Linked DNA regions of Homo sapiens: region 2 is linked to region 1. A link is an interaction called in ENCODE POLR2A ChIA-PET data of the cell type or tissue named here. Cell type or tissue: B cell. All regions are shown on one strand. Links, peaks and the distances in the headings refer to the core of each region. The heading gives the core; the rest is flanking DNA. Region 1 overlaps CEMIP2 (cell migration inducing hyaluronidase 2). Region 2 has its middle 69 kb from the start of ABHD17B.

The links. Peaks named below come from ENCODE experiments on the same cell type or tissue, not always from the same donor. Only the 100,000 strongest peaks of a DNase experiment are listed, where the experiment ranks them.
Region 2: POLR2A ChIA-PET joins it to region 1 with 5 read pairs; 3 of 35 experiments call an interaction of 5 or more read pairs at or near these places.

Annotation. Positions count from the first base shown.
Region 1 is chr9:71,759,079-71,766,594 of GRCh38, forward strand. The region is part of intron 1 of CEMIP2 (cell migration inducing hyaluronidase 2); the gene reads right to left. Among named protein-coding and RNA genes, the nearest start is that of CEMIP2, 5.7 kb to the right of the region's middle. RefSeq lists an enhancer at 4,024-4,168 and a cis regulatory region at 4,089-4,102. In B cell, for the core only: no CTCF peak of the experiment used is centred there; no DNase peak of the experiment used is centred there; H3K27ac peaks cover 485 bases.
Region 2 is chr9:71,838,059-71,845,574 of GRCh38, forward strand. No RefSeq gene overlaps it. Among named protein-coding and RNA genes, the nearest start is that of ABHD17B, 69 kb to the right of the region's middle. In B cell, for the core only: no CTCF peak of the experiment used is centred there; no DNase peak of the experiment used is centred there.

The sequences.
Region 1 (7,516 bases), core at 2,597-5,096:
AGAAGGGAAATGCACCAACTCTTAATTATAAACCTCTGCCTATGAAGGGAAAGGACAAGGGACTGAGAACCCCTAATTGTTTATATGTCCCTACCTGCTTTATCTATTTGATCGATTTAGACACATATAAGTGATATTCCCAAGTTAAGCTATTGTTATAATAAACATCTGTATGCATCAGACTTCTAGATTCACACCACGTATCACTCAGATTATCTCCTTCCTTAAAGAAAAAAAAAATCTTGCCTGCCCCAAAAACCTATTAAAATATAATACAGCGAAAGTATAAGAAACTGTGGGGGTCATAGGCTTTTGGCTCCCTGAAAGTTCACTAAAATCCCTGCCATGAGGCAGTTTGATTCACAGGAGAAAAGACATATTTAATGTGTAAGCATGGGAGCCTTCAGAAGGAAAACCCAACTTCCCAATGAGGCACAGAAGTTGTATGATATCCTGAGGTTCCAGGGAGAATGAGGGCTTGGATCCTGGTAAAAAAGGTTATGGGAAGGAGAAGAGGAGGAATTCTATTGAGGGAATAAATGATTACTAGGGAGAATGATTGGATGGGGAAACAGAAATTGACTTCTAGATAGTTCTTTTTGGAATTTAAATGATCCGTGGAGGTAGTCTTTATCTTGAATAGGGCTGTTCGGATGTGGTTAGATTTTTGGTCCTTCCTGCAACGGATAATGAAATAAAAGGGAAAGAAGCAGGGATAATTGTTCTCCTTGTTGGGGGGTACGGGGAGGTGGGGGGGGGATGGCAGGGGGTCAGTCCTATCTTTGTAGTAGGGGAAAAGTCTCTCCAGGAACTTTTTGATCTCTAAAGGCTTTTAATTTAAAATACTCATTTTACCAGGGAAGCCATATATTGCGGTGAAGTATTTTTATTTTCTTCAGAATATTTCAAACCTATAGTCCTAAAAAGACTAAATTTACTTAAAAAAAAAAAAAGATACTAAGCTTTGGATTAGAATAAGTATTATTTAAAGTTGAAAGATTTATTTTCCTGCTTAAAAATTTACTTTTGTATTAAGCTATAGTCTTTTTGCTAGAAAACTACTAAAAAACTATAGTTAGGAAATAAATCTCTGGAAAAACAAAAATTAACTATAAATACTAAGAGTTTGCTTAACCTGATAATAACAAAATAAGAAATGCCTATGGTCTGTATTTAAGGAATTCAGATGAGCAACTTAGCCACAGTTTCACTAAAGTGGCCACATCTTCGGCAAATCACATTGGACTCTCCTGTTAAAATATGAATCCCTCAAAACAAAGAGCTGCTATTTATAATGTTTAATGCCAAAAGTGAACCAAGTGAAAACTTCTTAAAGTGAAATAAATGACTTTAAAGAAATATTTAAAATTCATTCCTATGTTTCTGTCATTTATGCAAGGTAAAGGAGGCAGCTGTCTAATTTTTCTGATCCCAAATATACTAATTAATCCTATCTTTTTCCAACGATGTTAAACAAGTCTATGAGAAGTAATGCTTGACCCTAAAGCCAATGAGGCTGATACGGCCAAAAGGTTAAAATGTATTATCATGCCCAAAAAAAGAAAAACATAAAAGGAAAAAACTGCAGACCTACTACAGACCAAGCGGGGAGGAAGGGTAGCAATTAAGAACAGCTAACACTCTCTGAGCAACCAAAAATAAAAATAAAAAGAGAGCAAAGTACATAGGCCTCTAGGTGGAAGTAAAGAACTAGAAGATAAACTGCAGAGAGATAGATTGTTCTTCAACCCAGAAAATTAGAAAAAAGGGAAAAAGGTCGTTGTACCTACCAGTCATTCTCTATTCCCTTCGGTTTCCTTTTTTCCTATTAATATTTCTCATATTTCTTTTTCTCCTTAATTCTTTTTATTGAAAAGCTGTTCTCTTTTCTCCCTTCCTTCCCAGTGATCCTAGACCATCCCCCTTCGCCCTTGTTCTCAACTGGCTGGGAAGATTCAAGAGAGGCTTCCAACCTGCTGGCAGTGACGGATGGCAGTGCAGAGGCACACAATGGCAAGTGCAGGCGCGTCACCAGCCTTGCAGCTGGCCTTCCAAAGAAAGAACCAAAGTCGAAGTCTGTCCTGACAGAGGCTGATTTAATTAAGGTTATAGCAAAGGGCAGAACTGCCTGTGGGCTGCATTCTCTGCAGAGGGCCAAAGACAATGCATTAAAATACTTCTCAGGAAGAAAAAACCAAGAAAGTTATGTTGGCAAAATGTTGAAAGGTGGGAAAAATGAAAAGACAACAGGGATGTGTTTGAAAAACAAGCAAAGACCTGCCAAAGTTCATGATCTAGTGATGTACAGATACCAAAATGCAATGACAATAGGAAACAGAAGGGGTATGTTTTGATGTGCCTTTCACACTAGAAATATTTCAAATGAATAATGAGATGCCCAGACTGAAATAATCCAAGGCTGTTCAATCCAGCATCATAGTAAAGTTTCTATCAATGGCAGGGCCAGGACCAGAACCCAAGTTGACTATTTCTTTCAACTGTAACACATAGCCTATTTTTAATATAACTTAAACCACTTGGAATAAAGCCTTTTCAAACAGGGCACAAGGTCAGCTTTGAGCATCTCTTATGAGAAAAGGGTTCTGCTAGACACTGGAGACCCAATAGTACAAAAAATAAACATGGTTCCTACATTCAAGAAGCTCACAGCCCAGCATTTGGGGGTAGAAAGAGTAGGGAGACAACACAAGTAAACAAGTAATTAAACTGAATGTTGAGGCAAAGAAGGTGGGCTGAGGAGGTGATTGCTTGAGTTTATTAAATCCCTATGAATGGAATAGAGCTTAATTTTCTAAAAGCCCTGGCAAATTTACTCACCCAAATGTGCACCACCAGACGATTACTAATATCTTTCTTATTTTGCATGTGTAAACTAAAGTCTACCACTGAACTCCGCCATTTAAATGACGACACGTTGCCCAATAGTGACTAAAAAGTATGGGAGGGAGGGGAGGGTGACACACTACAGAAGTCTTTCATATTCTTTGAAAGGGTGTCACCTGCAGGTGAGTTCCAGGCCAGAATATAAAACAGTCATAGTCCCTCTCCTCCTAGGCCACGTGAAACCTAAGCCAAACAAAAGGGCCATCTTACACATTCTCAACAGTTTCCTCTATGTTCCTCAAGACTCAAGGGTGCTACAGAGTCAAAAGGCAGAACTTCTAATGAACAAGTAATTACTCAGCACTAGAGTGGCAGCTGGACTTCACTTAGCCGAATAGGGATACACTGTGGCTAGGAAGAGGTGAACAATGATGTGCACCTGTAGTCCCATCCACTTAGAGGCCGAGGCAGTTGGATGGCTTGAGCCCAGGAGTTCAAGACTATAGTGTGCTAGGACTACTATAGAGCCACTGCACTCCAGCCTGGGTAACCTAACAAGACCCCATGCCAGCCCCGTCACCAAAAAAAAAAAAAAAAAAAAAAACTGGCTAGCAGCAGCATAACAGGCAAACAGGGGCTACGTGACAAGCCCAAGTGCTGCAAGCACTAACAGGAGGCAAGAAAAAACACTTGAAGATTAAAGCCAACCTCAGACTCAGCCAAGCCCTGCTCAAGCATATTTTTCAAATCCTCATATAAAGTTGATTTTATAGTGGTGGCACTGGTGGCATTAAAAAGCAATGTTAGTATGGGTGCAGTGGCTCACGCCTGTAATCCCACCACTTTAGGAGACTGAGGTGGGAGGATCACTTGAGGCCAGGAGTTCAAGACCACCCTGGGCAACATGGTGAAACCCTATCTCTACAAAAAAATATAAAGATTAGCTGGGCATGGTGGTGCATGCCTGTACTCCCAGCTACTCAGAAGGCTGAGATGTGGAAAGATAGCTTGAGCCCAGGAGGTGGAGGCTGCAGTGAGCTGTGATCATACCAATGCACTCCATCCTGGGTGACAGAGTGAGACTCCTGTCTCAAAAAAATATATTTTTTTAATGTTATGTTTTTTCAAACCACAACTTAAAAAAAAAAAAAAGAAAACCTCAAGAACTCATTTTTCTAATTCCTCCTGAAACAGGAATCAGGCATATGTCCCTGTGTTAAGCTAAATCTTTCCCATTCCTAAAATGTTAATAATTAACTTTCCAAACTTCATTGTATGTGAAAAAATGATTCATTCTTCAGGGAAGTGAATCACCATTACAGAGACCATTAAGACAACAGAAGGCTTGCTGTCTCCAAAGTGCACACCAATAATTAAGTAAGAGCCCCCAAATCGATAACAATTTCACACTGGAGGGGGACTTAATCTGACCTGACCACGATATCAAATTTATAGTGGATATTCATATGTTTTAAGATACTTACATGAAACTCAGTCAGAGGTCAATTCTTTTCTCATGGGCTCAATGTGGATTGTCTTAAATTTCAACTCTTTCAGGCAACAACATCCTAATGACACTTCTAACCAGTGGTAAAGCCTTATTAAAAAATATGAGGATTAAGAATGCCACAATCTCTACCAGGCAAACTTTTCACATAAAATTCTTATCAAATATTGAACTTTTACTTATTGTTCAAACTACAATGGACCCTTGATACAACAAATGTAAAAAGGTTTATCACTTTTCACCGTGTAAAGAAAATAAATGTCTTGTTACAAATCTGGTTACTAGGTTACCCTAATATTAACAATTTCAAAGCAGATTTGCCTTATAGATCAAAGGACTGATTTGTTGGGAGATAGCAATTCTGTGTTTTAAGACATACAGTTTATGAGTCTTTCACTTTTTTTAAAGACATTTTAATAAAAACCCTATGCTTAATTTATCTCTGTATTGCTCACAGCAACCAGTACAGTGCCTTGCACATCCTAGGAATGCAATAAAATAGTTGCTGAACATAGTTCCTGACAACCAATATTAAAGGCTTCCCAAAGCAAGTACCAGGAAAACAAAAGAACAAGCAAACATGACCTACAGCCATAAGTTTTGAAGAAGAAAAAAAAGAACATGCAAACATATTCTAGTATGCTTTTATTCTATGATTCACAAGCCAAATCTGAACAGGGTTTCCAGGAACTTGCTTCTTCTAAAAAATGTGCACATCTACAGTACTTTAAATTTCCATCCTGTTTATAGAAAATACAAGTAAAGCTAATGCTATTTTTACACTTAGTTCCTTATTTCCCAGAAATTTGTTACAAGTAACATCACCCCACCATCATGTGTAAGTAGTAGGCAATGAAAAAATATACATAGTGTCTGCCTTAAACCTGAAAGCAGTGACTTTCAAAGCCCAAATACAAATTATCTGATCATTAAACTAATTAAATTGCTAACAAAGCCAAACAGGAATAAAATAAGAATATATCTGAGAAAGAAAAAAAAAAAAGTGCTGACTGGAAACAGGGACAAAGGAGTTCTTGTCCCTGCTTGGCTATTAATTTACTATATGACCTTACCTAATTATTTAGCCTCTCTGGGTCCCAACTTCCTTGTTTTAATATTATCTTTGAGGTCCCTTCAAGCGACATGCTAAGATTCAGCATATGTAGCAGTGTCTAGAAAACTGATTTACATTCATTACCCCCCTCCCCACCGCACCCCTGGCAAAAGGGCACAGTTCACTTGATAGTTTTAAATATCTGAGTTTGGATTTCTATCAAAGGCAATTTATTAAAATGTCAGATGGGCTTAAGTCCATTTCAAGTGGAGAACTAAAGCGAGTATTGCTAACAGATTCGCCTAGACAGCAGCTGCTGCTATTGAGAGAATAGACTTTAACAATCTAGATGAAAATTATACCTCTTTACAAATGGAGAAAACTAGTAATGGGGATTTTCATACTCTCAAAAAGGCAGATGCATAGCTTTTCTTCCTTTTTTTTTTTTTCCTTTTCCATATTCATCATATTGAGAGAGAGGAAAACAGAAGGGCTAGCTTGGCTTGGGAGGCAGAGGGGAGAATGGATGTTACCGTACAAAACCAGACAAGACCTTTTCAATTGATGTACTGTACTAGACAGCCCATTCTTCTCACTAATGCTCACAATCCAAGAGAAATGAAAAGATTTCCTGTGGCTGGGATGGGAAGAAGCCTGGACAAGAGAGCAATACCATATGACAGTAACTAGCTTAAAAGTCTAAAGACTTGCTCTCAAGATGGGATTCAGATCATTCTGGAAAGGGCCAATAAAATGAAAATCTGTAGCTGAGACCTGATTAAGCTATGATTTATATCTATTTATAGCTTTAAAAAACTTTTGAAAGTACCTTTTGATACCAGACAGCATTAGCCTGTACAGTACTTTATCATATATTAATACATAGCAAACTTACTCAAATTGAATCCCCAAAACATTCCCATAAAGCATTTTAAAACTCCTTTTTCAGGTGAAGAAACAACGTGAGAAGGATTAGGGGATTTGCCCACAGCAAATGTTTAGCAAGTGCCAAGCCTTGTTTTAAATCCAAGTCTGACTTCAAGTCCTCCAATCTTCACCATTTTAAGATAGTACTTCTGACACTAGTTTTCAGTCCCTACTATTTTGTCTGATTTAACAAATTTTATTTCTCACAAAATTGCTCCCCCACCCCCAACTGTTCCTTCTCTGGCTTCTTAGAGCGTTCTGTGCGTAATTCTCCCAGACATGCACTTATTGGACCTTCTAATTGTTCATTTCCTTATGTCCGGGGCTAGGCTCATTTCTTCAATAGCAGAGATTGTCATCTCTCTAGTTGCAAGTGACACAGGTATCTTCAATCCCTGTGGCCTCCCGGGTTGCAACCACTTCAACTCCTTCTCTTTACCAACATGAATGCTCCACAAAGCAGGTGTTGCAATTGCTTCCAGAGGGTCTGGACCACAATAGGTGATTAATAAGTGCTAGCTGAATGGATGGTGGGTGGGTGAATGATGCAATGCTCATACATATTTTAGAGCACACATCACAATGCACACATTTACATACAGCACTCCATGTGAGTCTAAGACCATGAATTTGGTAGTGATTATTGTTTCTTCTTTTTTTTCTTTTTTTTTTTTTCAGATGGAGTCTCGTTCCCATCACCTAGGTTGGAGTGTAGTGGCACGATCTCGGCTCACTGCAACCTCCACCTCCCAGGTGCAAGCGATTCTCCTTCCTCAGCCTCCCGAGTAGCTGGGATTACAGGCGTGCACCACCACACCTGGCTAATTTTTTTTTGTATTTTTAGTAGAGATAGGGTTTTACCATGTTGGCCAGGCTGGTCTCAAACTCCCGACCTCAGGTGATCCACCTGCCTCGGCCTCCCAAAGTGCTGGGATTACAGGCGTGAGCCAATTGTGCCCGGCCTAAGTTTCCTCTTTCTAAAATGTGGCTTGTCTTTCTCAATTTCAGAAACTTGCCCAAAGCATGTAGCTCTAAGCAGTACCCTGTCAACTTCAAGATAATGGCCCACAAGACTACATTACCCTCCAGCTTGTCTTTTCTTGATAGCTGTTTGAGGACAGCATTGATTAGGCCTATTAGAACATGACTGAAGTGTTGCCCCATTCTGGTTTCCTGTTATGAAT
Region 2 (7,516 bases), core at 1,693-4,192, 78 kb after region 1:
CCAAACAGATGAGACTCCTCTGACAAACTTGAATATTTGTCAATGTGTATAGCAAAGAATGTTGCTAATTTTCAGGCCAGGCACAGTGGCTCACACCTGTAATCACAGCACTTTGGGAAGCTGAGGCGGGCGGGTCACCTGAGGTCAGGAGTCCGAGACCAGCCTGGCCAACATGGTGAAACCCTGTCTCTACTAAAAATGCAAAAATTAGCCAGCCATGGTGGCATGCACCTGTAATCCCAGCTACGCCGGAGGCTGAGACAGGAGAATCGCTTGAACCCGGGAGGTGGAGGTTGCAGCGAGCCCAGATCGCACCATTGCATTCCAGCCTGGGCAACAAAAGTGAAACTCCGTCCCTCCCCCGCCCCCCGTTCCCCACTCCAAAAAAAGAATGTCGCTAATTTTCTTATAAAAATGACATATGAAAAGTGGTTGTTAAAAAAAAAGGGGGGGGAAATGATTATTGGTTTATAAGACTGTTTATTCAAACATTATCTCCTTTAGTTCTTATAGGAACCCAACAAGAAGACATTAACTTCTTTATAGAGAACAAAGAGATTCAGAAAAATTAAGGTTTATGCTGGGTCCTTCCCAGCTGAAGCAGTCACACAACTGACACAAAAATCTGATATTCTTTCCACTTAGGTATCTCATAAAGCATAGAAACTTCATCTCATTTTGAGGTCTTAGCTACCAATGTATGGGGGAAAATATCACCTGACTTTATGTCAATCAAACTAAAATCTTTTCTTAAGTGATGCAGAGTATAAATGAGAACATGTAGTGTTCAATAATAAGTTTTTTTTTTGTTTTTTTGTTTTTGTTTTTTTTTTAGAGACGGAGTCTCGCTCTGTCACCCAGGCTGCTGGAGTGCGGTGGCGCGATCTCGGCTCACGGCAAGCTCCGCCTCCCGGGGTCACGCCATTCTCCTGCCTCAGCCTCCTGAGTAGCTGGGACTACAGGCGCCCGCCACCACGCCCGGCTAATTTTTGTATTTTTAGTAGAGACGGGGTTTCACCATATTGGCCAGGCTGGTCTTGAACTCTTGACCTCGTGATCCGCCTGCCTTGGCCTCCCAAAGTGCTGGGATTACTTGCAGGTGTGAGCCACCGCGACAGGCCAGAATAATGTCTTTTTTTTTATGTCTTTCTTTTTTTCTTTTTTTTTGAGACAGAGTCTCACTCTGTCAACCGGGCTGGAGTGCAGTGACGCTATCTTGGCTCACTGCAACCTCCACCTCCCGGGTTCAAGTGATTCTCCTGCCTCAGCCTCTTGAGTAGCTGGGATTACAGGCTTCTGCCACTATGCCCAGCTAATTTTTTTATATTTTTAGTAGAGACAGGGTTTCTCCATTTTGGCCAGGCTGGTCTCAAACTCCTGACCTCGTGATTGGCCCACCTCAGCCTCCCAAAGTGCTGGGATTACAGGTGTGAACCACCATGCCTGGTTCAAAGTTATGTCTTATTCAATATTTAATTGCTTCAAAGATCGCTCTTCTTGATTATTTTCCCTCATTTTAACATATGCACCAGGCACAAGAATGGTCCCTGTTCAGTTTTACTCTAATCTCATCAATGAGAAAATTGATGAGGTGTTTCCGAGACTTTAACTGTTACGTTTTTCCTCCAAGCCCCAAAAATCAACCTCTCACTGTGATCCTTACTTTACACCCAGAATACTCCCTTACACTTTCAATTAAATACCTGGTGAACAGTTACTCCAAATAAGTCTTTGTATACAGCGTGTAAGACCTTCTGGGAAGGTACATATTTATCTTGTCCTTCTTTCCCTAGCCAGTCAAAAAGGCCGATCTAAGCAAAAATCGATTGAGCAAAAATATATCAATCCATTAACTTCCCTTCCCCCAAGAATAAAAAAAATCAGAACAGCATCCTTTCTATGTCTATTTTTTTTTCTTCTTTTTTCCTTTTCTCTCGACACTCTTCCCTTATCCAAATAAGTTTTGCCATTTAGTATTTTCCTGGTGTTTCTCTCCTGCCCCACTCCCACACCCCATTTGATTGCAAGAATATGAGAATAGTCTATAATCCTCAGGGTATGTGCAAAACACTTTCAGCATGGGTTCAGTTAGTTTTGTACCTTGTTCACAAGAGAAAATCTGGGAAAGCCTTTAGTCCCTTCCAAGACAGTGTGACTTGAATCTGAGAAGGCTGTGGCAAACAGTTTGATTTGAATTTGATTTTATTTTTTGGCATCTTCTTCAGAATCTCTTTGTTCTCTGAAGTTGTGTTTAACAATGCTATGCCTTAGGCATGGTCAGTTGTGTTTGAATTAAAAATATAATGTAATTCAATGTCACATTGACATGATAGTGAAAAGGGAATATCCTTGCATGCTCTCTTACTTTATTCATCCACCAAATTGAAGTCTGGCAGTAGAAAAAAAATGTATTATCCTGGCAATGTGCCTAATACATGCTTCTTACAATATGTTTTTTGGGGTACCCCAGATTCAGTCAGTTAATTTAAATAAATAAAATCTGACTAGCCCCACCCTATCCAACACTGCTGTGTTAGAGCAAGTTGGACACTCTTTAACTTCTTGATGAATCCCAGTTACTTCTTGATAGATTTCACTTTTCAACATGCGATAGTAAGCATGAGTTATTTAGTGGTTGCTGTTTATTTTTATTTTCCAAGTTAGAATGATATAACAGCTTGGTAAAATTATCTATTGTTGACTTAGTAGGGGAAAGTTTGAATGGGATTCACAAGGAGAGGGAAGAAGAGGAAGAATGGGAGAGATGAAGGGTAAAAGTGAGAGGCTAATGATGAAACACATGTTTTTTCATATGTGGAAAGAAGAGAAAACAGCTATAGAGACTAGTATAGAACATAAGCAAAAACTTCCTAATACAAATTAAGTTCCTTCAGCAGCAAACGTGTTTCCTTTTTTATTCTTATCAAAAAGCATCAGCCAGGCATGGTGGCTCACACCTGTAATCCCAGCTACTTGGGAGGCTGAGACGGGAGGATCACATGAAGCCAGGAGTCCAAAACCAACCTGGACAACATAGCAAGACCTTGTCTCTAAAAAAAAAAAAAAAAAAAGACAAAAAACAATTTGAAAAGCCCCAATGCTTTCTTAACAGGCAAGTAGAATAGCTGACTAATCCAAATACAAAATAGATCATTATGGTTGCACATGACGTCAAGGTGAAAATATTTAAGAGCCTACCTGCAGAGGCTGGGTGCAGTGGCTCACATCTGTAATCTCAGCATTTTAGGAGGCTAAGGTGGGAGGATCACTTTAGCTCAGGAGTTCAAGACCAGCCTGAGCAACATAGCAAGACCCTGTCTCTAAAAAAAAACAGAAAAAAAATGTCTGCAGCATTTTTGTATAAATCCCATTCCTCCCCACATCCTGTGATATCATAATGTAAGTTGGTTCTACAATCTCTAAAATGGAGTGGCTTAGGGCCAAAAATTTTTTTTCAGATCTGTGTTTTCTTTTTTTTTTTTTTTGAGACAGAGTCTCACTCTGTTGCCCAGGCTGGAGTGCAGTAGTGCAATCACAGCTCACTGCAAGCTCCGCCTCCCGGGTTCAAGTGATTCTTCCTTCCTCAGCCTCCTGAGTAGCTGGGATTACAGGCATGTGCCACCATGCCCGGCTAATTTTGTATTTTTAGTAGAGACAGGGTTTCACCATGTTGGCTAGGCTGGTCTTGAACTCCTGACCTCAGGTGATCCACCCCTCTTGGCCTCCCAAAGTGCTGGAATTACAGGCATGAGCTACCGCGCCCGTCCCAGATCTGCATTTTCTTGAATGATTTATACTAGAGAGTTGACTGTTATCTTGAGAATGCTTAGATTGAACTGTTTTAGAGAAATTCAGTATTTTCTGGGTTACCTCACTTTTTCTGTAGATATTCCACAGCAAATGATGTATCAGACCACTTTTTCCTGTCTTCATGTGCTATTAGATTGTATGTGATCATGGTACACAATATCATACTTAAATGAAGTGGTAAGGTATATTGAAGTGGAAGGTAAATTGCTTGCCCAATTTATGTCTTTATAGTTTAGATTGTCTTCTCATGTTGTTTTCCCTTAAATTCTTGAACATGTTTATAACTGTTTTCTTGCTAGCTAATTTCATAATTTCTGTCATTTTTAGTTCTGTTCCTATGATTTTTCTACTGGATAGGGTTGCAATTTCTCACTTTTTTGTATGTCCACTAATTTTTGATTGGGTGCTGGACATTATGTATGTGACACTGTATAGTGTTGAGATTTTGTTGTCCTCTTTTAAAAATGTTGAAATTAGTTTTGGCAGGCAGTTGCTACTTTCAGATCATCTTGCTTCTTTTGAAGCCTCATTTAAAATTTTGTTATATTGAGTTTAGTGTTGCCTTTATCCTAGGACCAATACAGCAGTACTACTAAGGTATAAACCTCCTCAGATCCCCTCTGATGGCCATAAATATTCAGAAAAGTCTTTCTGCCCTGGGTGGACAGAATTCAAATGTCCCCAAGCCCTGTGTGAACTCTTCCTTTACATGCTGGCCTTGTGGAGTTTCACCCTATGCATACAGAGTGACAGTATGCAGCCAAGAAATCAAGGAGGTCCTTGTGAGATTTTCTGAGTTCTTTCCCTGTAGTTTGCTCCCCTACAGTTTTCTGCCCTGGAAATTTTACCTGCCTCAGACTCACCAAACTAGAATTTCTATCTCCTCATCCTAATGAAATGATAGTCCATTTGAGTTTTCTCTCCCTGTGTCACAGTCCAAAAATTGCCTCCAGGTAGCATTGCTGGATTTAACAAATAAGAATACAACATTGTATTGTATACATACTTATATTAAAAATTATTCATTATAATCTGAAATGTGTTGTATATGTGAAATTTAACTAGATGTTCCTGTATTACGTCTCACAACCCCACCTCAAGACCAAAAGCCAGGACAATTGTAGGGCTCATTTTAATCATATCACTTCTCTCAGGAATCAAAATGTTGAATATACTGTGATTCCAGTGTGTCTGAAAACAGTTGTTTCATATATGTTTTACAGTTTTCTAGTTGTTTATAGTGGGAGGGTAATTCTGCACCAGTCATTCCTTCTTGCCTAGAAATTGAAGTCCATAGTACATCTTTAAATTTAAAGAAAGCAAGCAAACAAATAGGATAGCTGGAATTGTTCAGGGAATTATTGAAGAAAATAATAAATAAATGTGTCACTTCTATTCATCCTGGGGTATGCTACATAGAATTGTCTGTTTGAGAAAGAGCTAAATTATAATTCAGAGCATCTGCCTTTAATTCAATATTCTTATTTGAAATCACCATTTCTCTTCTGCTTTATGGTCTCATCAGGCTTTAAATGTACCTTAGTTTCAGCTGCTCTGAAGAATGTCAACCTCTCTGGGAAGCCACAATTTATGCCTGGTGAATTCTGTGCAGGTCACAGATCCAACATTGTTAGAAAGTGCATCCCTGGCTGGGCACTGTGGCTCACCTCTGTGATCCCAGCACTTTGAGAGGCCAAGGAGGGTGAATCATCTGAGGTCAGGAGTTTGAGACCAGCCTGGCCAACATGGTGAAACCCTGTCTCTACTAAAAATACAAAAATTATCTGGGCGTGATGGTACGTGCCTGTAATCCCAGCTATCTGGGAGGCTGAGGCAGGAGAATTGCTTGAACCCAAGAGGTGGAGGTTGCAGTGAGCTGAGATTGTGCCACTGCACTCCAGCCTGGGTGACAGAGCAAGACTCAGTCTCGGAAAAAAAAAAAAAAGGAAAGTACATCCCAAATACACCTTGAAAATCTGTGAAATGCAGGCATCTTCATATGGGAAACAGAGTTCATTTTATTTATATGAATAAGTACAATGATGGCTCTCATATCTTGAGAAATTCAAATAGTGTTCATCAAACAATAGTTATATAGCATGGCAGAAAGAACTCAGGCCTGGTGAGGATGAGAAGGCAACTATTATTTATTGAGTATTTGCTATATGTCAAGTGTTACACATTCAGTGGTGTGCTGAAGCTGGCACTTGCTGGCTCATACAGGATTATGATAGGCAATTTTCAGGAATTTCACCAGCTGATTGCTAAACCACTGGTAGCTTGGAACTGGCCACTGGATGAATATTTACACCATAGAAATAACCAAGTACTACAAATTAGGGCTTTTCCCTCAACCCCAAGAGCCTATTATTAAATATTTACCAGCTGGGCACAGTGGCTCACGCCTGTAATCCCAGCACTTAGGGAGGCCAAGGCGGGCTGATGACCTGAGGTCAGGAGTTTGAGACCAGCCTGGCCAACATAGTGAAACCCCATCTCTACTAAAAATAAAAAATTAGCCGGGCGTGGGGGTGCACACCTGTAATCCCAGCTACTCGAGAGGTTGAGGCAGGAGAATCACTTGAACCTGGGAGGTGGAGGTTGCAGTGACCCAAGATCACACCACTGCACTCCAGCCTGGGTGACAGAGGGAGACACCATCTAAAAAATATATATATATATTATATATAATATATATAAATATATTATAAATATAGATATTTATATATTAAATATCTATTTTATATGTATTTATATGTGTATATATACATATATATGTGTATATATATTATATATATTAACCAGTACACCACTGTCACCTTTTTCTTCATAGTTTATTTTCCAAACAAGTCTACAAGGTGCATATTAGAATGCAAAGTCTAAAGATAGAAAAAAAAAAACTCAGATTACATAAATAACAAGTCCACATTTACCCAGAGAACAAGTAATGAAACTAATTCTATGTATCTCCTTGCTTTTCTACTTACATTCTTATACCTTTGGCTTAAGCCAAGTTTTTGCCTTAATATTATATGGTCTTGGACCAAAACCTGACCATTCCCACCCTGGACTGTCCTTCCAGCTGTCAAGTTGGGAACATGAATTACTTAATCCCAGGGTCTCTTTTGGATATAGCAGTCTCTGCTGTCCACTGCCTGGTGCTTAAAATTATGATACCACCAAATTTGCTTTGTTCAAATCTCCACCATCAAGGAAATACAATAAAGAGAATGTGTGTAGTGGATTGACTTATTGGTTTTTTGACAGAGAACAGTAACTTACTGTAAAATTACCTGTTTTGTTTTTCTCAGCTTTAGACTTGAGAGTTACTCACCATCACTCTTGTCCCAGAAGGATAACCAAGTCTTTGTCTCATTGATGGTTTTATCCCTGAGGACGATGTAGATCTTTATTTTCAAATGATTCATTATGGAGATTAAAAGTGGAAATAATGAAGGACTACTTCAAAGGTAGAAGAGGGAAATATTCCCATTTTTTTTTTTAATTTATTTAGAGACAGGATCTCGCTCTGTTGCCCAGGCTGGAGTGCAGTGGTGCAATAATGGCTCACTGCAGCTTTGACCTCCTGGGCTCAAGTGATCCTCCCAGCTCAGCCTCCTGTAGCTGGAACTACAGGTGTACACCACCATGCCTAGCTAATTTTTTATATATTTTTTTTGTAGAGATGGGGTCTTACTTTGGGTTT